2 separate regions of the Homo sapiens genome follow, and region 1 is linked to region 2. A link is a loop called in an ENCODE intact Hi-C map of the cell type or tissue named here. Cell type or tissue: B cell. All regions are shown on one strand.

Region 1 (8,000 bases), 130 kb after region 2:
AAACTAGAAAGTAAAATAACTTCTGCTAAGGCAGTGGCAGCGCTCAGAATTAAACCTAACTTTTCTAGCTAACCTCTTTTTCAAGGATTTCACAGTGATGGCATGCCCCTAAACTATTTTGAGGGCTATCATATCAGAAGGGATCGAAGCTGGAACTGAGCACTGCTCAAATCAAAGGGTGGGTACTTACCACCAAATACAGCATAGTGTACATGGAGAAGGAGGCATGGCCAGAGAAGAAGGACTTCCTGCAAGAGCAAGAGAGGGCCATGAAAGGGCCGTATTCACATCCCTGATACACACTTGTCTGTCTGTCTTCCCTCCCTAGACTGTAACCTTGAGAGCAGGCACTAGGCCCTGTTCATTTTTGCATCCTTGGTAGTGCTTTGGACCCATGCCTGGAACATAGCAGGCACCTATGAATTCATGAATAAACAAAAGAATGAATGAATGAATGTACCTACCCATGCTATATCGGAAGTATTGATTTACATATCTGTCTCAATCATCTGACTGTGAGTTCCTCAAGAATAGGAACTATGCCTTATTCACCCATCTAAACCAGGGCCCAGCTAGTAAGTGCTCACTGAACTGCACTGTATGAAAGGGGTCCAGGCTCTGGCCATGCGGAGGTGGTGTCTCACCTGGCTTCCTGGACTTTGCTGTCATCACCTCTGCATCTGTAGTTCTGAATGTAGCCTTCAGAGCAGTTGATCTGGCTGAAATCAGGGTTGCAGACACTCAAGAAGTGAGGACGCAGGCGCCCTATGGACACTTTGGCAATGTCTGTGAAAGACTGGCTGATGGCACAGCCAAAGAGGAAGCAGCCCACTTGCTTATAGAGTGCTGCCACGTAGGGGTTCTGAATCGTCGACCGCGACTTCTTCAGGTAATAGATCCGGTAGAATTCCCCCGTGATGATCTAAAAGGAATCCAACAGGGGAATTAGGCAGTATCAAGATTCATCATCAACACTGATGCCGTAACGGATATTCAACAACACAGGAGAATATTCAGTATTTGCAAAGGAGTGTCCTAATTTTCTATTTATGAAATATACAGACACAAATATGCACAGAAGAAAAGATCAAAGCGCTAATATAGTTGGGTGTTTTAAGCCCCTTTGTAACAACAAAAATATACAACCAAATATATTTATATGTATATATGTGTATGTGTGTGTGTGTGTGTGTGTGTGTGTATCTTTTTTTTTAAGGGAGAGACAAGAACTTAACTATAGAAAAGAAATACTAAATGAAGAATCAACGACAAGGTAAAGGGTAGCTATGATGTCACAGGGTCTGAGCAAATCTCGAGATTCTGAGATTTGGGGTAAAGGATCACCAACAATGACCTGACTCTAGTAAGGGCCTCAGCCTTGTGCTGACATTGGCCATGGTGAGAGTTTCTGTAAGAAGAGCTGGACACACCATGGTTAAGTCCTGGGGAATTCAGACTCTGCCACCAATCTGGTATCCTTCAGCAATAATCTACATCCTCCAAGCTTTGGCCTTCTGCTCCATAAAAGGAGGCTGCTCACCTTTGCAGTTGTTGGTTCAAATAGGATAACATGAATGGGAAATGACCTGGATCACAGAAAGTGATGCTTTTACTTTTTAGAAGCAGAGTGTGATGAATAGAATACCAGTCTAACAACTAAGAAACTTGTAGTACGATGCCCTTCAGTGTTTGTGAATTTCCTCCAGTCAGCCTGTGCTGTCTTCTCTGAGCCTGACGATCCTTCTCAAATCTTTCTTGATTTTCATACTGTATCTATGATATGATGCTTAGAGGAGATTTATCACTACTGAAAATAATCCACCAATTACTGATTACCTATTATATACCAGACATTGCTTTTATATTCTTTATGTCACGAAATCCTGATGCTCAAGATAGATATAGTGACATCATTTACATTAAGGATGGGGGACAGCTGATGTTCTGTAAGGTAAATGCCTATGATGTGCACAACCACACACCCTGCTGCCTTTGTCTTAACTCCACAGCCCAGCCATGGCCACTTCCTGCTTGTAACCACAGCCCAGAGACAGTGATGGTCAACTCATCACTCACCACAAAAGTCCCTTCACACTTCCTCCCAGGGCAGGATGATGAGTTACACTTGCCCTTTCAGAGGGAAGAGAGCATGTGCACAGCCACAAGGGAAGCAATAGTCTGGCATATCCGGACACTCCTTTGCAAAGGCTCCCAATATTCTTTTACAGTGGAGGAAAGCATCAAGGCATGAGGTCTGATCAAGGTCCTCAAGGGCTCCAAAGTCTGGGGGAGGACGACCACGTAGGAAGGAAACACCAGCTGGGCCCAGGGACAAACAGGTGCAGCAGTGAGAACAGCTATTATCACTGCCAACATTGACACAGTGACTCTGTGTTCATAAATGCTTTATATATAAGAGCTACATTTTGTTTTCCCAGAACATATTGAGTACAATTCTGTATTAGAGGAACATAGGCAAAGGCCACTCTAGCCAGCATCTTGGCATAGCCGTTTCCTGAGAGAGCAAAACTAGTATGGGACCCTGCATAGATGCTCAAAGACTATCAGTTGAAGGAACAAATGAAGGAAAGGGAGCAGGACGGTAGTCCTCAGAGTTGCCTTATTACAAAATTGGAAGTATCCCCTCAACATTACCAAGAATGCTTTGATAACACGTTGCAGAGATTAAACTCCAGGAAGCATGGCAAGTCATTAATGAAAGGGACCATTATATTTAGAAGAAACTTAGGTCCAAATTAGCTCCCATCTAAAGATTAAACCCAGGTGCACTGACTCCCTGCCCAGCATTCTTTCCTACCATTCATGATCTAATTCCCCTTTTGAACCTGTTTATACATTTACCCTATGTAACCTCACAGGCAAACAAGTTCCAGATGTTTATTACCACAATCATGTTCTCTTAATCTTTTTTATTCTTCCTTATTTATAAGTCATATGAGATTTTTTATGCAGGAGGAAGAGCACTGAACTAGGAGTCAAGTAGCCGAGGTTCAAGTCCCTACTTGTTTAGTGAATTTGGGATAAATTGGTTTCTGCATTTGCAAAACGAGGGTGCTAGACTCTGATTTATGACTTCATAACTGCAATGACATTTATTCTCAACTTTCCTGGGCTACGTCCACCATCCACCACTAGCCTGCCAACCAAGCACAGGTAATAAGCAATGGCAGAGGAAAGTTACTTGCTCAGAGATGACACCAGAAGCAGGGAGCAGAACCAAGGCCCCAGATAAAATCCCTGACCTCAGATTGCTCTCTGGTTCCCTGAACCAGACACTGCTACAGATTAAGGAACTGTTTCTAAGCAGGTGTGGCCTGAGGATCAGTCAACACGATTTCCTGTTTGATGCTGAGAAAGAACATGTGAGTTTCCAATGCAAATTAGCATCTCTTTTATGAATTTACTGATTAATCTCAGATGAGTCACCTTTCTGCTCCAGTTACTTTAGGGAGACGGGGTTTGATTACAATTCAGGGATTCTTTTCAGCTCTAATGTCCCATCTCTAAAACTTCCATTTTTAGTGTCACAGTCTTAAGATAGTAAATTGCAAAGTAAAATGTTTCCTTCACTCAAGGGAAAACAAGGAGATGAAAAGAACATTTTGCAGTACCTCAAATTCCTAATAATAATGTTAACAGCAGCCATCTCTTACATTTATTTTGTACTGTAGTTTCATTGAATCTTCTCTGTGAAGAAGATATTCCATTCTACAGATGGAGATACTAAGGCTCTGGGAGACAGTGACTTTTCTGAAGGATTTGAGGCCAGTAAGTGACAGAGTTAAGAGTAGAGCCCAGGTATTCTGACTCTTAAGCTCAAAGACCCACAGCAGACTACACTGAGATAATTTTATCATTTCTATTGTTATTAAAACCAATTTCCACTGCAGAAGAGCAATTGCAGATTTTTAAGGAGAGGGCCAGGCTGAAGCCATTTAGCAGACACATGACTCCAGGACCACATGGCTTCTGGGGCAGCCTTGACAGATTTTAGAGTGAATGAGCAACAAATTATGTATTTTCTCTATCCCCTTGTACAGAAGGGTCAGGGAGTCGACAACACAGCCATAAATCATCATTATGAACCAGGCGGACTTGGCTTCTTGTAATCCTAACCCTTAAAAGTCTATTTAATGAAATTTGGGTTGTGAAAGGCAGCCTGAATACCTCACCTCTACAGACGAGGCGAAGGCTTAAATTGTTCTCCGACACGTTACACACCTAACTCTCGAGTCCCAGATTTACTGCTTTCGGACTTTATTCATTACTCACAATGTTTTTATTCCTGGGTAAGAAAATAAGCTCTTCCCTCCCCCTCCTCCTACAAAGACTCTGTCCCCACTCCCAGACTCCTGCCCCTAGAGCCCTCATTTCTGCCTCAGTCAGCAAGGTTCTGATATGTAAATTTCACTGCTGAGAAAAATGCCTTCAATGTTGATCCCTTTCTGAAACAGCAAGCAACAGATTCTGGGGGTGATGGCAGGCTGCCAGGCAAGCAGAGAATTCTCCCCTACCTGCCTTTTAAAGCACTTGGCACAGAATCTGGAAACTAATAAAATGGGAAAGCATTGCAATTAAGCTACAAGGGGACAGAAAGGGATCAGTCCTTGCCTGAGAAGGGCTGCAGTTTGGAGAGAGGTTGGCTCCAACTGCAAGACAGCTCCTCTTCCTGTCTTTTCTGGTGAAAAAGAGCTCAACTGCCCACATATTTACAAATATTTAACTGTTATGGAGAGGAAATATGAAGAAAAATTAGGATAGATTTTTGGGAAAAGATAGAGCAAGAGGTGGTGAAAGAAGCAACAACGTTGTAGCCAGAAAAACCTGTCTGAATCTTGTCTATTACCTTAGGCATGTGACTTTACCTCTCTGGGCTTAGATGTCCTCATCTATAAAATAAGGTTAATAATATCTATGTGGCAGGATTGCCAGGGAATTAGATAAGGTGATATGTCAATCGCCTGGCACCTAGCAGGAGAGCCCTCCAAAAGTTAACTTTTTTCTTCCCTCCATTGAAGAGGAAAGCAAACAAACAAATAAAAAACATGTTTTGTAGAGAGTATCTCTTCCAAGAGCTCCTTGGACGATACCATACCTAAATGAAGAGTTTGGAAATACCACCCCTCCAGGGTAGGACCAGAAAATGTATGTATGGATGACATTGCTTTTGATCATTTTATCTAGTATGTATTTTTCAGCAGATCAAGACAGAAGCAAAGTCTAAACCCAAAGCAGAAGGGACAACCCTACTCTACTGTTTTGTGTTATTTTTAACATTCCACTCTATTTGTAAATTATCCCAAGAAAAGTAATATTTTTGCACAGCAGCCTAACAATCTCTTTCAGAGACTGAGAACTCATCTTCCACCGCTGAGTCTGAAGGACAAACTTTCCTATACTCTGATCTGCTTTAATAATATTGGCTTAGTACTTTACAGCTTTCAAAGCACTTTCACATCCACTATACTGTTTGCTTCTCACAACACCATATGAATTACTAAATTATTACCAACACTTATATAAATGAGTATGATGAAGGCCAGAGAGGGCAGTGAATCACTCTGATAAAAATGAGACAGCAAGAAGACCATCACTGAAGCTGGGGCTTCCTCCTTCTAATTCCTGTGCTGTTCCCAATGGCATCGAGCTGGCTTTCTCTTAGAAGTCCTACTAGGCAGTAGTATGTATGTCTCCAGAGAGACATATGTTCACAGAACACCCAGTAAGGGCCTGCCATCTTGAAAGGCACCTGCACCTCTAAGTTCCTGCTAGCCACAGAGGGTCAAGTTGTTCTTTTACATCTCGGTTACATGAATTGATGAACTTCTTTTGCCCAGAAAAGATTAATTCAACAAACTGTTGATGATGGAGAATCGTGAAGGGAGAATCACATTTCTCACTTTAGTTCTCAGTCCCAAAGGAAAGGAAAAATATAATGTACTGGGTCCTGTTTCTAAGGATGGAGACAGATGTATGGCTGTATTTTCTCTGGCACTGACTGCTCCATCTACTGCAATAAAGTGCAGCGTCTTTAGTAACTAGAAATAGTTGATTGGAAATTTATTCTCTGATTCTTCTGTCACTTGGTTATCATCTTCAGCCTTTTTCAGAAGATCAGTGCCTCACTGTCTGGGAAAGGTAATGAAGACATAGATCTGTCCAAAGACACCAGTATAATTTCTGGGCTTTATGGGTAAGTCAGAACTCCAATATCTAGAATAAAGACAGCAAAGAGGCCAGAGAGGGGCTACAGAAGTTATTTATGGTTGAAATTAGCAGTGGCTGCCCTGTGCCCACAAGTCTCATGAAGAAGAGAGTCTGAGGCATAAAGCATCATTGTTTTCCCAAAAGTCAGGGACTCAGAGTCATGGGCCTCCTGAATGCCCAACTCTGCCAGTCCATGCAAGAATCTCCTGGCTGTTCTTTCTGCAGCATTGCCTACTGCAACCTCTTACTCTTTTTTTTTTTTTTTACCTTGAATTTCCTAGGCTTCCTTAATATCACACCACCATGCTTTTGTTACTATTTCTAAATGTATGTCTGCTTCTTCTAGTGGTTCCACATCTGACTTCTACCCAATAAATGTGGGTCTTCCCTAGGATTGTGTTCCTGGCTTTCTGCTGTGATCTCAGCTGCTTCAATAGCTTCAATTGTTACCTCTGTGAAGATGACCTTCAAAAGGGCATCTCTCTGTCTCTCTCTAGCTTCAGCCTACCCCTTTCCCCTAATTGGCCCAATTCCAATCTTCTGCTAACTCTCCCACCTGGAGATGTTAGTACCATTTCAAATTAACCAAGTCTAAGGTCACACCCATTCCCACTCCTGTCCCAAACTTCACTTCTCTTCCCTCTAGTTCTGCTCAAGATGCCACCAAGCATATGACTGACAAAGATGTGCAATCTTAGACTCCTTCCTCTCCCTTATCCCATTGTCCATCCGGCTTTTGCAAGGTCTTTTGCATCCATCTTTTTCTATTTCCCTTGCATTGCCACCACTGTGGTTCAGGCCTCATCTTTACCTTAATTAGAAAATTGACCAAGCTCACTTAAAATACTCTCATCAACCTCTAGCCAATTAGCTGGAGTAAAAATTCCTCAGCATTCAAGGGTCTTCACGATCTTGCCACAATCTTCTTTTCCTGCTGTAACCTTGTCTACTCCCTTATATTCCATTCATTCAGCCAAACAGGTCTGCTCTACATTCCCTGAAAACACTTCATTGTTTTGAAGTCTCTAAAATGGCTGAAGCCACTCCTTCTGCCTAGGTCAGGTTCTCTGACGAAAATCCTACTTATGCCTTAAAGTAGAGCTCAAGTGCCAACTAGTGTTCTGGGTTAGAGTTTGGCTCTTTGACTTATGAGTCTTGTACAACTGAGCTCTCTAAGTCTCAGTTTCCTTATCTCTAAAAATGAAGATGATGACAGTATCAAAAGCAGGGTTGTGGTGAAAATTATATGAGACGAGTGCTCAGTGAATAATGATGATGATGAAGCCTTGGCATAAGCCTTAGCCTTAAGTGCTCTTCCTCTGAACTCCCATAGCACTTTATTTAGACCTCAGACAATCTGCAGCATCTGATATGTTTCGTCCTTGAAGCTCTCCCCTCCCTAGCAGCCACCACCATGCACTGCCCTGACTCTCCTCTTATTCTCAGACTAATTATTTCCTTTCCTTGAGGGTCTAATCCTATAGTCAGACTTGTACTTGTCTTGAATTCCCTTTAAACCATAAGATCCAAAGGCAAGATCTGTATTTTACACATCAGCTTATAGGCCAAGGTGCCTACCACAAAGCCTGCTTGCTATAAGGGAGGTATCACCCGGCACCTACCTACACACAGCAGGTGATCACCATCTCTACAAACCATTGATGCACACTGTCAATCTTGGGCAGTCATCTGCCCAGTGGTCTAGATGTTTTATCTTCCTCCATACATTTAACTCTCCAAGCCCAGTAACTAAAAGCTTTTATAGCTAACTA
Region 2 (8,000 bases):
CCCAATTAAGATAGCAGCACGTGATTCCTAGCTCACAGCATGGATAAAACACCAACATTTCCCTCCATTGTGACTCTGCTTTTCTTTTTTCTTCAAATAGATTTAAGATCTGTGGTTGGATTAAGATCAGCTGACTCTCACCGACCTGGGAGCCATCCTGTCTCCTCACTAATCCTCTTGTCCCTATCTTAAACTTTAACTCTCAGAGGATAATTTTGTCACATTTCCAAGGTCTCTCAAGGAGTTCCTTGTGATCCTGCGTACTGGTAACAATGGTTCTCCTTAAAAATAGTCTGCTACAGTGAAATGAACATAAAAATCTATAGTCTAGAAACCCAAGTTAAAAATAAACTCAGACGCTTTGACTTTGATAAAATGAACGTCATCATCTGTTAAATGAGAATGAAATGCTAATAACTACTCCTCCAGCATAGCGGCAAGGGTCAAGTGAGGTCAGGAGTGTTGTCTACCCCATACAACATGTTAGGCATTATTTTTCTTCTTCTTATAGTCTGGGAATAAGAAAGACACAATTTGACTCTCATTAAAGCAGTTTGTAATTGACGCAAGCAGAAAAACCACCTTTCAAATATGAGACAGGATGAAACACTCAGCCACTAAGGAGCTGTCCTCTTCCAGACCATCCACATCTCTTTTGTATCTGAAATACTGGCCCCAGAATTCCCTAGAGGATATGTCTGAGGAAACATTTGGATGAATTTCCTAAAGACCCGTCTGGGGAGAGGTTCAATGTTTTTGCCCCATCTTGCATATAAACTTGAAGTTTCAGTGATATGAAAGCCAAGAATTGGGTGGAGATTCAACCAGAAAATAGCCAGACTTTCTAGATACCAGAAGGAGTTCACTTGGGGTTGGACTGATTTAGCCATCATGTAGTAGCAGACACATGGATTTTTTTTAATGAGTACTAACCAGCCCACTCCTCGTAGAGTATGAACAGTATTTGGCAAATGAATCTACCAGCTAGATGGTCATCATCTGGGGTCAGCTTGAAAGTGGCCACCCAAAAAAAAAAAAAAAAAAAAAAAAAACGCGAGGTCCTTGCAAAATAACAGCTGTTTTTAACTGCAGAATGGTATGCTGTTGAAACCAAAGCAGATGTTGTCTTATAGCTTTTTCATTCTATGACCAGCATTGACTCTGATGCCTCATACTTCCTAACATTGCTTCAGCAAGATAGATCTTGTGACCATAATCCCCTGGTGCCAAGATCATTTTCTGTCTTCTTATCTTTGCTCATCCTGTTATCTGTCAACAATTAGCAGGGAAGGAGGGAACACAGTGTCTTATCTATAAATCCCTAGTATCTAGCATGGTATCTAGGGCAAGAAGTAGCTTGAGTGTTGGGTGGGTGAATGAGTCAGTGAATGAATAAATGGCAAGTAAACAAATGACTAAATTAGTGAATGAATAAATGGCAAGTAAACAAATGACTAAATTAGTGAATGAATAAATTAATAGAAGCCTGTGCTTTCCTTCCTCAAATATAAACTAATTGACTTTCTTATTTTATTCTACTATGGACCAAACTGTGTGATTTTGATCACACAGTAGGAAAATACATCATTGAAACCTAAAAGATCAAAACAAGTTTTATATTTATTGGGTTTAATTCCCAACTGTCCAGTGATAGCCTAGGAAGCCTGGCCCCAGAACTAAGCTCTAGGTACACTGATTAGGTATGAGCTCTGAACAGCAACCCATTCCCTTAAGGTGATGGATTGATTTTTAATCAATGGAGACATCAGGTTGTGTCTCCATGATGAATGACCTAAGTCAATGCCACTTCTCTTCTTATGTCAGAACAGGATCCACAGAGACAAAAACAAACTGATATTTTTCAAGTGCCCAGATCCCTGTGCGTTTCTGACAACTGCTGTGTAATATAAACATCGTTATCCTTCATTTTACTGCTGAGAAAGCTGAGTATTCAAGAGATGATGTGACTTGCCCAGAGGCACATCCTTAGTTCACGGATCTGAGGTCCCAATCTCGACCTGTCTTTGTTCTTTCCACCCAATACTTGAGACAGCTAGGCCAGTGATTCTCACACTTGAGATACCTGGGGGTATTTTTAAAAACAAATTTCTGAACTTTCCCCTCAGATGTTCTTATTTGATAGCTATGAGATGAGGATGAGAATTTGTATTTCTAACAAATTCCCCAATGAAGGTAATGATGGTGGTCCAGGGGTCACACTTTGAGAGCCATTAGCTAAAGTGTTAGAAAGAATTATTAACTATAGTTAATAGAAACCAAGTGGAAATAATGTGAGCCAAAAGGAGCATTTTATCATAAGAATGTAAGGGTATGTCCTGAAACACAAAGCAAGGAACATAATTTGGTATGTTCCAGAACATACCAAGTAGGTTCCAGAACAAGTAGGTTCTGGAACCAGAAACTTGTCTCTAACTCCATCTTTCATCTCTATTTCTCCGTGAAATGTGTTTCATTCCTTGCCCTGCACTTATACTTGTTTCCAAATCTGTCCTGTCCAGATAGACAACATGACTAGCAGCATCTTCTAAGGTTATACCATTCAGAGCCATCAGCCCAAAGGAAGTCTAAGCCTCTCTCACTAGATCGCTTCCAAATTCCCAGAGACTGACCTGAGTTCTTGACATTCTTGTGCACCCAACTATGGTATGAATGGGATTGTACAAAGTAGCTACCAGAGTCTCATCACTGTAAACATATAAGTTGATAAAGAAGGGTAGCTGGTGGAGAAAGAGATTAGATAGCAAACCCAATAGCTGCCCACGGGGGCTGGGGTGCATGAAGTATGCATACAGATAAGTAAGAAGTGAGGGAGTTCTCCTGAGCCAGCATACTGACTAGAACACAGGTGAACAATGGCTAGGAAGCCTTTCAGAACATGGTGCTATAGGCTTCAAAAATAACACTTTTCTCTTGGACTAGAGGAGATGCCATAAACAGTAAATCCATCTGGTTTGCAAATTCTCTTAAATAAGCCTATGCAGACAATTCCTAGGGCTAAATAGAGCCAGTTTTGTTTTCTTAGAAGGAGAACAATGGAATGTGGAATGTCAATCCAGTGCTGCTAGCCAAGCTGGGTCATGGAAAAGGCACAGAATACATTCATTAATGTTCTGCAAACCCACCCAATCCCCACCCCCTCCTTGCCGATCTTCACTCCACCCTGCAAGGGAAAAGCCTGAAGTTGCTAAAGAAGGGTTGAAACTGAACTTGAGGCAGATCCGGTCAGATGTGCAGTGAGGACTCACCACACAGGCACCAGCAAAGGCCCGGTACTCCATTTCCAAGAAGGAGGCATTTCCAGTAGATGCTGCTCTGTGTGTGGCTGAGCTAGGATTTCTTTCCCTGGGTTCCATAGAATAATAGCTGGGCAGCTCCTCTGAGTCACAAGTTTACTTGCTGGGAATTCCCATATTGGGAATCTGGAGAAAGAAAAGTGCTTGTGGGAGGCATAGTGGAAAGAACATTGAACTTAGGATCAAACCTTGGTAGATTCAACTGCTGGCCCTGACAAACCAAGAGACAAGAGACTGTCCCAAGTCAGTCAGTTAAACTCTCTGCACTTCCATCTCCTCCACTGAAATTGGGGAGCATAATTCTCAATGTCCGTTTGATTCACTACGTTGCTGCAAATAGCAGATGTGATTGGCTGAGAATGTCATGCATGAGGTTTAGCTGCTGGCCAGCACAAGACTACCACTGGCATATATGAATTATTTGAATTAGTAAAAGAAGCCCCTTCCTACATGTCAGGGCTCATGGCTTAGCAAGCTGAGTGTGGGCTGCATTTCACCTCTCAGCTAGGCACCCTTGCACAGTGTTAAAAGATAAACTGGGGCACATTAAAATAGTAAAGAGTTTATTTGAGCAAGCAGCAATTCATGAATTGGGCAGCTTCAGACTACAAGTGGTTTGTGGGCTCCACCAAAGTGGTGGAAGGGGTAGAATTTTATAGGGTGAATGTAGGCAGAGCAAAGAAATATATCAATTAGTTAAAGTTTAAACAATTGCCATATTTGGACTACCCTGGTAGGAAGTTCATGACAACATAACTAATGCCCAGTTGGTCACCTGTGATTGACTGAGCTTGAGTTTTGTTTTCTTTTAAATTCTGAGTTAGGTTTCAATTTGATTATGTAGGAGCCTGGAGCATCAGAACCACCTAGTCTAATGGCCTCCCATGTAATTATTTTAACAACACCTCCACAGTCTTTATGGTGGCCCCTGGGTCACGGTGCCTTCTATAAGAATAAGATAAATCTTCACAAGTATAGAAGCTTCAGGGAGGTCTCAATCAGCCAAGGTGGTAGCAAGAGGCAAGGAAAACAGTCAAGACAGCCACACCACTATTGTCCCAATCCAGGTTAAAAACATTTGTCCAGAATTCTCCCCAGGTAGAAACCCACCCCTGAATCAAAGGAGAAAGGCAGAGGAGAGAGTCATAAATTTGCTTACACTGATATACTTAGCTGGAAATTTCTGAGCCATCAAGAAAAAACATGGTCCTTTAGACCTTTCAAGGTGGCTGGTTTGAATTTGCATGTTTTCACAAAACCCCCTCCAGCATCTCCTTCCTGGGTCTTACTATATTAGGCCTATACTTACAGTTCTTTCGATTATCATGTCTATATCATGTGGATAGGAGTTTAGTGTTTAAAATTATGTAGGAGCTATGTATTCCCAGCATCTAGAGTCCACTAACCCCAGTGGGTGTTAAACCTACTTATCTTTTTTTTCCCCTTTGGACACCTATTTTCTTTTTACTTTCTTCTGCTTCTATCTTTGTCTAAAACACAATTAGACCTATATTTCTATTTAAATTTATGTTCTATTCCAATGCTCTACGTGGTTCCATTAGTCATGACGCCTGAACCTAGTACATGGAACCACAAAGAAGGGGCACACAGCACAATCATGTTCTTTGTGCACTTAGTTCTGAACTCCTTATCTTTTCCCCAAACCTCACTCTGCCTTGCTCTTGACCTAGATTCTGACTTTATTGCTTCTTTTTGATTTTTAATTTTATTTATTTATTTATTTATTTTGAGACAGAGTCTTGCTCTGTCGCCCAGGCTGGAGTGCAGCAGTGTGATCTCGGCTCACTGCAGCCTCTGCTTCCTGAGTTCAAGTGATTCTCCTGCCTCAGCCTCCTGATTGGCTGGGATTACAGGTGCATACCACTATGCCTGGCTAATTTTTGTATTTTTAGTAGAGATGGGATTTCCCCAAGTTGGCCAGGCTGGTCTCAAACACCTGACCTCAAGTGATCTGCCTGCCTCAGCCTCCCAAACTGCTGGGATTATAGGCTTGAGCCACTGCACCCAACTTATTGCTTATTTTTCATTTATATCTTCACCTTTCTAATGAGCTTGATCCTCTATACCTTCCCCGCTACTAAAGATATTGATATCACCTCCCAGATGACATCATACTAGTTCTCTCCTCACAGGCTGATTTTCGGGTAAATACCTCTCCTGGTTTGGCTGTGCTCTGGAGGCCTCCCACTTTCATCAAACCCCCTTCTCCAATGAGTTATATGCCCAAGAGGCCACTCACCCTCATAAATAGGAAGAGAATAAGTAGAACTTAGGGGAAAATCTTGGTGAAATTTGGAAGGAGCAGGAAGGTGTGCCTGCTTCATGAGGGGAGAACCCGCACCCATATCCTTGGGAAGAAAGAGATCATGAACTTCCTGGAAGTAGAGCCTGAACTCTATACTAGGAGTGGACTAGTGGAAAGCCCTCCACCAGAAGACAAGTTGTAGGAGGCCCAAGAGAGATGTAAGTATGTTCCATATAGAGTCAAGTGAAAAATCAATATAGGTACTCTTTAAAGTTGATTATCTGGCTGGGTGTGGTGGCTCATGCCTGTAATCCCAGCACTTTGGGAGGCCGAGGCAGGTGGATCACTTGAGGTCAGAAGTTCAAGACCAGCCTGGCCAACATGGTGAAACCCCATCTCTACTAAAATACAAAAATTACCCAGGCATGGTGGCACATGCCTGTAGTCCCAGCTACTTGGGAGGCTGAGGCACTAGAATCACTTGAACCTGGGAGGCAGAGGTTGCAGTAAGCTGAGATCATGCCACTGCACTCCAGCATGGGCAACAGAGTGACATACCATCTCAATAAAATTTAGTTTAACTTAAAGGTTGAATTAAACTAAAGAGTTTTTGCATGGCAAAAGGAACAGTCAGAAGAGTAAGCAGACAACCCATAGAGTGGGAGAAAACCTTCACAATCTATACATCTGACAAAGGACTAATATCCAGAATCTACAGTGAACTCAAACAAATTAGCAAGAAAAAAACAAGCAAATCCATCAAAAAGGGGCTAAGGACATGAATAGACAATTCTCAAAAGAAGATATACAAATGTCTAACAAAGATATGAAAAAATACTCAACATCACTAATGATCAGGGAAATGCAAATCAAAACTACAATGCGATACCGCCTTACTCTCACAGAATGGCCACAGTCAAAAATAATAATAATAATAATAATAGATGTTGGCGTGGATATGGTGAACAGGGAACACTTATACACTACTAGTGGCAATGTAAACTTCTAGAAGCACTATGGAAAACAGTGTGGAGATTCCTTAAGGAACTGAAAGTAGAACCGCCAGTTGATCCAGCAATCCCTCTACTGGTTATTTACCCAGAGGAAAATGAGTCATTATACAAAAAAGATACTTGCACACACATGTATATAGCAGCACAATTCACAGTTGCGAAAATGTGGAACCAACCCAAATGCCCATCAATCAACGAGTAGATAAGGAAACTGTGGTGTATATATATATGATGGAATACTACTCAGCTATAAAAAGGAATGAATTAATGGCATTTGCAGCAACCTGGATGAGATTGGGGACTATTATACTAAGTGAAGTAAATCAGAAATGGACAATCAAACATTGTATGTTCTCACTCATAAGTGGGAGCTAAGCTATGAGGATGCAAACACGTAAGAATGACATATAGACTTTGGGGACTCAGGGGGAAAGGGTGGGAAGGGGGTGAGTGATAAAAGAATACAAATTGGGTGCAATGTATACTGCTTAGGTGATGGGTGCGCCAAAATCTCATAAATCACCACTAAAGAACCTACTCATGTAACCAAACACCACGTGTTCCCCAATAACCTATGGAAATAAAAATAAAAGTTTTGACTTCAGAAAAAAAAAGTTGATTGTCAGTTAATGCTTTCTGGATTATGTCGCCTATATCTTTTTAAGCTCTGTATGTCTTTCTTCAATTCTTGACTGTTTCTGACAACTGGGATTCTCCCTGCTTCCAGGATTGTTCCACTCAAATTCAGCCTCAGAAGTAGCCAGAGACCTTGCTATTTGCTTGCTGAGAACCCATCAGTGGTTTCCTGTCTCCCGCATGGTGAAGCCTCAGCTCCTTGGTCTGGACACACGCCCTGCAGGATTCAGGCCTGCCTACTTATCTTATTAGGCAGCTGTCTCCATCACAAGACTGTCAGTCCCTTGAAAGCAGGGACTTAATCTTTTTCATTTCTGTGTTCCTATCACTGAGTGCCACACCTGACACATAATGGACACTCCAAATGATGATTGTATCAATTGATGAATTAATCGGTATCATACATAAGTGCTCCCAGTCGAAATCCAATTCTGAGTATTTAATGTCTCATCTTTCTGTGAGAAACAAATCAAGGTGCTTCATTGTTTTCAACCCCATCAGTGGGCCCGGACCTTGCCAAAGCAAACCACAGGCCTGAGGGATTCTGCCAACAGGACTCCCTCCCACATCCATGTCTGTAAGACTGAGGTCCTTGAAAACTTAGCCTGCTCAGCTGTAGAAGTGGAAAATATCTAGTAGCCGCTAAGAGCCTGCAGCCAAGGAGATGTTTTTCTAGTCTGAACCCACACACCCAGATAGCCCCAGGGGACACTGAGGCCAAATGAACGTCCGCTCACACAGGAACTTGACTCCCCATGGAGGCCACCCTAA

What was found. A loop is a pair of places that touch in the nucleus more often than their neighbours do. Peaks named below come from ENCODE experiments on the same cell type or tissue, not always from the same donor. Only the 100,000 strongest peaks of a DNase experiment are listed, where the experiment ranks them.
Region 1: it touches region 2 in a loop (2.6-fold over the local background); 2 of 110 quality-filtered maps call a loop at or near these places.

What each region holds. Positions count from the first base shown.
Region 1 is chr1:56,523,633-56,531,632 of GRCh38, forward strand. It overlaps PLPP3 (phospholipid phosphatase 3), which reads right to left. Exons shown (of 6, transcript NM_003713.5): 3 at 645-922; 4 at 191-248. Among named protein-coding and RNA genes, the nearest start is that of PLPP3, 52 kb to the right of the region's middle. RefSeq lists enhancers at 2,099-2,378, 7,691-8,000. In B cell, no CTCF peak of the experiment used is centred here; DNase peaks (open chromatin) are centred at 829, 2,169 and 3,329; H3K4me3 peaks cover 359 bases; H3K27ac peaks cover 1,434 bases.
Region 2 is chr1:56,396,828-56,404,827 of GRCh38, forward strand. No RefSeq gene overlaps it. Among named protein-coding and RNA genes, the nearest start is that of LINC01767, 14 kb to the right of the region's middle. In B cell, no CTCF peak of the experiment used is centred here; a DNase peak (open chromatin) is centred at 4,574; H3K27ac peaks cover 393 bases.